Linked DNA regions of Homo sapiens: region 2 is linked to region 1. A link is an interaction called in ENCODE POLR2A ChIA-PET data of the cell type or tissue named here. Cell type or tissue: OCI-LY7. All regions are shown on one strand. Region 1 has its middle 6.0 kb from the start of GAR1-DT. Region 2 overlaps MCUB (mitochondrial calcium uniporter dominant negative subunit beta).

Region 1 (4,000 bases):
TAATAATAATACTTACTTGACAGCATATATATATATATATATATATATATATATATATATATATATATGGAGGCTAAGGCAAATAAATAATTATGCTAATGTCATAAGAATTTCAGGGTAAGACAAACACAAGTTTAAATTCAAAGAAATGGAAACCCTGTAGTCTTAACTTTGAATTGGAAATACCGCTATGACCCTCAGTTTTTTTTCTTTCTAAAAATAATTACCTTCTAGTTGTCCACTGTGTCCACTGATAGGGCCTAGAAGTCCTAACAATCCAGAAGCAATGAGCACTCCTTAGTGGCAGATTGTCTTCTCTACTTACCATTTTCCATTTAAAAAACTAAGGCTCTTTGGAGAAAGGGCGATTCCACATCTGGGGCATAAAATGTGAAAGAAATATTTTGTACCAGAAAGCAAGGAAGCCATTGGAGGCTAGTTGGTGGTATTAAAATACTTGAAGGGGCTCTCAAAGATGAAATATTTTAAGCATTATAAGGAACAATGATAGCAAAAAATTGAAATAAAAAAGGAAATTTCTTTATTTCAGTTAATAATTGCAAAATAAATGATAGAATTATCATATTACTATTTTGCACTACCTTATGAGCCAATGGATCTAGTGATGATCACCAACAGCTGCTAAAACCGTTAGATGAAAAGCTGGCAGGGAACTCTAAGAGATTGATGAGGCTGATAACACTGATCCTACTGACTGATCTCATCTCCAAAGAGGGACAACCAGACTTTATGTGCCTCTTCCTGGGATGGTAGGAAGTATTCTTGCAGGTCGAAAAAAAAAAGAACCTGAACACAATCAAGTCTCTAGATCTCACTATCAATTAACTATCAGTTTATGGGAAATACAGAGGATAGAAAAACAATTTATACCACCACAAGGATAAGAAATATTATGTGTCTCTTCATGGGACGGTAGGAAGTATTCTTGAAGGAGGAAAAAAAGAAAAGAAAAGAAAAGAAAAGAAAAGAACCTGAAAACAATCAAGTCTCTAGATCTCACTATCAATTAACTACCAGTTTATGGGAAATACAGAGGATAGAAAAACAATTTATACCACCACAAGGATGTAATCAGTGAGAAAGTAGAAAATTCTACATGACAAAAAGACTCAGTATTTTCAACAAATAAATGCCATGGCGGGGCAGGGCGGGAAAAAAAACAGGGAGAGGAAATTGACACAGAATAAAAGAAAATTAAGAGACATATCAATAAAATACAATGTATGGCCCTTGTTTGGATCTTCATTTGATTGATCCAATTATTAAATTACATTTTGAAATAACTTGGAAAAATTCCACATGGACATTCGCTAATACTAAGAAAATTTTTGTTAGGTGTGGTAATGGTACTGTGCTTATGTTTTTTAAAAAAGTCCTCTGCTGGAGATTTATGAACAGAATGTTTACTATAAAACACTCTAGCAATAATAATTTTAATAATAACAGTGAGGAAATAGGAGGAATAACATTTGCAAAAGGCTGAAGGTGTTGTACAGAGAAGTTCATTATATTGCTCTTTCAACTCTTGTTTACGTTTGAAATTTTCATAATAAAAACCAAATAAAAGAGAAAGTCATGAGTTCACATTAATATTTACAATTAATGGCACCTTGGCTAAGTACTTCTTTTTTTTTTTTTTTGAGATGGAGTCTCACTCTGTCACTAGGCCAGAGTGCAGTAGCATCATTTTGGTTCACTGTAACCTCCGCCTCCCAGGTCCAAGCTATTCTCCTGCCTCAGCCTCCCGAGTAGCTGGGACTACAGATGTGTGCCACCATGGCCAGCTAATTTTTGTATTTTTAGTAGAGACGAGGTTTCACCATGTTGGCGAGGATGGTCTTGATCTCTTGACCTCGTGATCCACCCACCTTGGCCTCCCAAAGTGCTGGGATTATAGGTGTGAGCCACAGTGCCCAGCCTTTTTTTTTTTTAGGTGGAGTCTTGCTGTGTTGCTGGAGTGCAGTGGCACGATCTTGGCTCACTGCAACCTCAGCCTCCCGGGTTCAAGTGATTCTCCTGCCTTGGCCTCCCGAGTAGCTGGGATTACAGGCCCACGCCACCAAGCCCGGCTAATTTTGGTATTTTTAGTAGAGAAAGGGTTTCACCATGTTGGTCAGGCTAGTCTCCAACTCCTTACCTAAGGTGATCTGCCCCCCATCAGTCTCCCAAAGTGCTGGGATTACAGGCGTGAGCCACCATGCCTAGCTTCAGCTAAGTACTTTTAAAATTTTGTTCTAATATAAAAAATTTCAGCCCTATTCCTAGCTACCAGCCCTCTTCTCTGTCATTAGCAATACAGTCTCCCAACTTACAATGGTTACACTGAATAATTTTTCTACTTTACAATGGTGTGAAAGCAATAAGCATTCAGCAAAACCTGTATTTCAAATTTTAAACTTTGATCTTCTCCCTGGCTAGTGATATGCGTGCAATATTCTCTTATGATGCTGGACAGCAGCAGCAAATGAGACTCTCCAGTGTGCTGTGCTGCCAGATGGTTTTGCCCAACTGTAGGCTAATGTAAGTGTTCTAAGCACCTTCAAGGTAGGCTAGGCCATGCTATGATGTTCAGTATGTTACATATATGAAATGTATTTTCCACTCAGATATTTTCAACTCATGATGGGTTTATTGGGATATAACCCCATCGTTAAGTTGAGGAACATCTGTATCTCCTTACTGGTATTTTAATTAGATGTCCTAACCTTCCAGTGAAACAACTGGATGGACACCTTCTTAGATCTTGAATACCACAACTAGACTGTGCTTAATATACTTTCTCTACCCCCATCTCTTTCATATTTTCTTTGTCTCTTTGACCATCATTCTATGATCATTTGTTGATAAGTAGGTTCTCAAGGCATGAGCAGAAATTCAAAGCACAGAGGAATTCAGTTCCATTTAACAAATATTTATTGGGCATCAGCATCAATTTTATTCCAGGCACTGTACTAAGTGCTGAGGGTACCAAAACAAAGAAGATGTAGTTGTCATTCTTCAGGAGCTTATACTCTAGCGTGAGTTTCTGCAGATGTCATTAGGGGTCTAGGAGCGGTTACTAGGGATTCCAGAAGAGATTGGAATTTTTTTTTTTTTTTGGCATTCTTTTGAACTTCTTTCTCCATGTAATGCCAACACTTGTAGTAAATGACTAGTGATCAAACAACTCTGTTAGGAATTTCGCTAGAGGTCATTCACAAACATGACAGTGCTCCACACAACTATGTTCATTTCATTGAGTCCATTCTCAGCTTTTGATGCAAACAGGGGGTGCTGTTGATGATTGGTGGGTGCTGAATTAAGGAGGGACAACAGGTTGAGGGAGAGGGAGAGACAATAGGTTGATGACATCAGCCTCTCCTTCCTGATTTACATTTCCTAATCTCCCCTGGCCTCCCTTTATTCAGTCAACTGACAGGTAACGAGCTCTCCTGATGTAATAGACAATCAAAGACAACATTTTAAGGAAGCAATTTTAATGCCCCATAACTCAAATGCCTCCCTGTTGCTTTGCTAATGTTGTAAACGTTGTAAAACACGGTGTCACGCTCGTCCGTGTTCATGTGAAGAGTCCACCAACAGGCTTTGTGTGAGCAACAAGGCTGTTTATTTCATGTGGGAGCAAGTGGGCTGAGTCTGAAAAGAGTCGGCAAAGGGAGGTGGGGTGGGGCAGTTTTATAGGACTGGGATAAGCAGTGGAAAGTTACAGTTAAAGGTGGCTATCTATTGTCAGCAGAGGAGGGGGTCACAAGGTGCATGGTGGGGAGATCATAAGACCCATGGTCCAGAAGAAGAATGTCACGAGGTCGATCAATCAATCAGTTGGGCAGGGAAGGAACAGGTCATAATGGAATGTCTTAAGGTTGGTCAATCAGTTAAGACAGGAGCAGGCTGTTTCTCTTCCTTTGTAGTTTTCAGTTGACTCAGGCCATCTGGATGTATACACGCAGGCTTGGGCTCAGAGGCCTGACACATGGAG
Region 2 (4,000 bases), 220 kb before region 1:
GACAAGGGCCAAGTTTTATGCTTCACTCTGATAGCTTAGTCTACACCATCAAATCTTGGCTTTTGTTTTCAGTTCTAGTAAATCCATATTTTTGTGGGGACTAAATTGGATATAAAGAATGATTGATAAAAAGGAAGTGTAATAGAATTTTTCATACAACCTGGTAAACCATTTTTGAAATTCATTGGTAAAAGGATAGAACAGTCTAGAAAATTCTGAAAAAAAAATAATGAGAAGGGACTTGTCCTAACAGAAGTCATTAAGGTAACCATAATTAACACAGGGCAGCATTGAATATATTGTGCTTTTTGAAATTATTTTTGTGTAACTATGTTGGCATCCTTCTGATGGTCCTCCAAGTGAGAGCTACTGGTGTCTTTACAGATTTCTTTGTAAGGTAGAACCTGAAGTATAAGGTCTTTACTCAGTTCTTTTGCCTCAAGGTGCAGACCATGCCCGGCCCAGTAGTTCCTCCTTGTGTGAATGAGTAGGGTGGATGTTCCCAGAGAACCCTGATTGCCAGAAGGCAAGGCAGAACTAGTTTGACTGCTTGGTTTAGCTCATCATCTACACTCTGGCATTTGTCTCCCCTCTAGGAATAACTTTCCAGGGAGTTTACTGAAAACTTGGTTTACTCTAACCCAGGAAGTGCTTCCCGTCTCTCTGCAAACATGAATCCTGTGCTGGATACTTCAGCCTTCACCCACTTACTTTAGAGCAGTAGAGAAAGCCCTTAGGTTTAGGGATCTTGGGCAGAATCCTATAAATAACATTCGTTTTACTTGCCATCCTCCGTGCTGGGATGTGGAAACGGAGACACAGAGACAGATTGTTTTATTGAATTGAGTCCCTTCAGTAGTGTTCACACAAATTCCTGGTTAAGCTTTAATGGCAGCTTACTGAAATCAGCATATTTCTGGTGATGGTTTTTTCTCTCTCTCTCCTTCCTTTTAGATCTGACCAGTAGGATCTATGAGAGGAGGGATTACATCCTGTTTACTGTTGTATCCTCAGGGGGTGGCAGGTTGCCTGGCACAGAGTGGGTGCTCCGTGCATACTATTCACCTGACTGACTTTTGTCCGTCTGCCTGACCATGCAGGAATCCTCACACTTCTTTATCAGACATGGCTTTTATTTAGAACTGCCTTATCATATCTTAGATAAGAATGCTAGGAACATCTTGTGTTTCTTTCCTCTAGTTGATACAGATCCAAAAAATTACCATCAACCAATTTGTCTAGTGGTAAGCTCTCTACGTTGTTCCTTTTTTTAACTAGGGAGGAATATTCTTCAATTAAGACAAATTCATATCAATTATCTGTTTCATTTTTGTTATTTTGTGAGAAAGGCATATTCTTAAAAGTTGACTTTTTTAAGGCCATTAGAATTATGCTAGAAATAATCGTTAATTTTTTAATTCTAAGAGTAAGTAATAACCCTATAATCCTCAATTTCTTTGCCAATTTTGTGTAAAACTGGGATATATTTGGAAGTATTTCATGATCAGTATGGTGTTTACAATTGTCATTGCTCTATAATTGGCTTACCCTTTTGCTTTTCTTTGCTTATAGTTTAAATACTTTCTACTCCAGTTTTGAAACACTGATGAGAATAGTGAAAACTAAATCCAATGCCATTTCCGTGTGTTATCTAGCTGTTTTATGGGATTTTAAAAATTGAGCTTCTTTTTATTAATAATTGGAAAGCCCATGTAAAAGGAGTTAAAAAAATTGAGTTTTTAAAATTTAGTTTTTATTATCAGGTTTATATGTGCATACATTACAAGTCAAATAGTTGTATAAATTGCTATGAAAAACAGCGGACTTCCATGCACTCCTTAAAAGCAATCACTTACTACTGTTAGCTGGTAAGTTTTACTTACCTTCATGGCTCTGAATGATAACGCTTCTGTTGCTGTCACTTGATATTTCAGTTTTAGGCATTTTCTGTTGACCTCTATAGAAGATGAGGATTTAGCTCTTTTCACTCCTGCCCCATGCTTGTCTCCCCTTTCTCTCTATAAAGTGTTATCATAATCTTAGCTTAGTATTCAGGGTTTATTTTGTTGTGACTACATAAAGGCTATTCACTGGTGAGACATGTAGAAAACCATGATTACCTTGTCTTTTCTACACAAGGTAATCATGTCTTGTCAGAAGTTAAAAATTGTTGGTATGCATGCACCCACATTTGCAATTAGTTTCTCTTCATACCACTTAGTAATTCAATCTCAAAATCTCAAATGTTCCTTCAGCTGTGTAAATCTCCTCTCAATACATTGAAACTCGTTGGAAATTCTTTCAGTTTTATCTTAAAGAAATCTTCCCTGAAGCCTTCTGACATGCCTTTCCTGTCTACTGCACAGCTGCCACTTTGTTCTCTCCTTTTCACCATCGTCCTCTCTCATGTTAAATGTTAAAATTCTTTTTTTTTTTTTTTCCTTTGAGACAGTCTCACTCTGTTGCCCAGGCTGGAGTGCAGTGGTGCGATCTCAGCTCACTGCAACCTCCACCTGCCAGGTGCAAGTGATTCTCATGACTCAGCCTCCCGAGTAGCTGGGACTACAGGTGTGCGCTACCACGCCTGGCTAATTTTTGTATTTTTAGTAGAAACAGGGTTTCACCATATTGGCCAGGCTGGTCTTAAACTCCTGGCCTCAGGTGATCTGCCCTCCTTGGCCTCCCAAAGTCCTGGGATTACAGGCGTGAGCCACCACTCCAGGCCTCTCATGTTAAATTCTGTTGTGTAGACTTTGTTGGTTCAGTCACTCAATTTGGTAGAAGACCTCTTTCAGTAGACTTGGGGGAGGGGGAAGTATATATATGAGTGGTATACATTTTTCAAAGACAACAGTGGGTAGTTTAGTTGCATTGACTACATCAATAACTAGAGAGAGAATTTTTGAGTTGTTTCTCCATCGTATTTTAAGTCCCATTGTTTGTTTGTTTGTTTTTTGAAATGGAGTCTGGCTCTGTCACCCAGACTGGAGTGCAGTGGCCTGATTTCAGCTCACTGCAACCCCCACCTCCCAGGTTCAAGCAATTCTCCTGCCTCAGCCTCCCAAGTAGCTGGGATTACAGGCATGCGCCACCACACCTGGCTAATTTTTGTATTTTTTAGTAGATATGGGGTTTTGCTGTGTTGGCCAGGCTGGTCTTGAACTCCTGACCTCAGGTGATCCACCTGCCTCAGCCACCCTAAGTGCTAGGATTACAGGCGTGAGCCACGACGCCCAGCCTCTCGAGTATTTTCTTAACTTGATCTTTTAAATGTTCTTTTGAGGTTTCTCTTTCTGCTGTTTTAATTCTTTAATTTCCAAGAACTATACTTTATTTGCTGAATTTCCTCCTTTAATAAAAATGCAGCTGGGCATGGTGACTCACGCCTGTAATCCCAGCACTTTGAAAGGAGGCCGAGGTGGGTGGATCACTTGAAGTCAGGAGTTCGAGACCAGCCTGGCCAATATGGCGAAACCCCATCTCTACTAAAAATACAAAAATTAGCCGGGTATGGTGGCGTGTACCTGCAATCCCAGCTACTCGGGAGGCTGAGGCAGGAGAATTGCTTGAACCCGGGAGGTGGAGGTTGCAGTGAGCTGAGATCATGCCACTGCATTCCAGCCTGGGTGACAGAACGAGACTCTGTCTCAAAAAAAAAAAAATTATATGTATATATATTTATGTATGTTTTATAACACCTGTAGATATTTTTATGTAACACAAACATGCCACAAGTTCATGTTTGAAACCAACAACTCCAGTGCCACACTTAAGGTTATGTTCTCATCTTCCACATTTCTGTAACTGATTATCTAACAGGAGGAACCTGTCAGCCATTATTTCACTATATTTAATCATTTACTCCAGCCTAGAATACACAGAAAGTAGTAGTTTTAAACTGTTATTCCATACCACTGCAAAAAGTAAATCTACTCTAGTTCCATACTTGTTTATAGTTCTTTTTAAAATAAAATTTTAAATGAAATACATGTATCCTATG

The links. Peaks named below come from ENCODE experiments on the same cell type or tissue, not always from the same donor. Only the 100,000 strongest peaks of a DNase experiment are listed, where the experiment ranks them.
Region 2: POLR2A ChIA-PET joins it to region 1 with 7 read pairs; 2 of 35 experiments call an interaction of 5 or more read pairs at or near these places.

What each region holds. Positions count from the first base shown.
Region 1 is chr4:109,807,380-109,811,379 of GRCh38, forward strand. No RefSeq gene overlaps it. Among named protein-coding and RNA genes, the nearest start is that of GAR1-DT, 6.0 kb to the right of the region's middle. In OCI-LY7, no CTCF peak of the experiment used is centred here; no DNase peak of the experiment used is centred here.
Region 2 is chr4:109,588,761-109,592,760 of GRCh38, forward strand. All of the region lies in intron 1 of MCUB (mitochondrial calcium uniporter dominant negative subunit beta), which reads left to right. Among named protein-coding and RNA genes, the nearest start is that of MCUB, 31 kb to the left of the region's middle. In OCI-LY7, no CTCF peak of the experiment used is centred here; a DNase peak (open chromatin) is centred at 2,428; H3K4me3 peaks cover 431 bases; H3K27ac peaks cover 1,330 bases.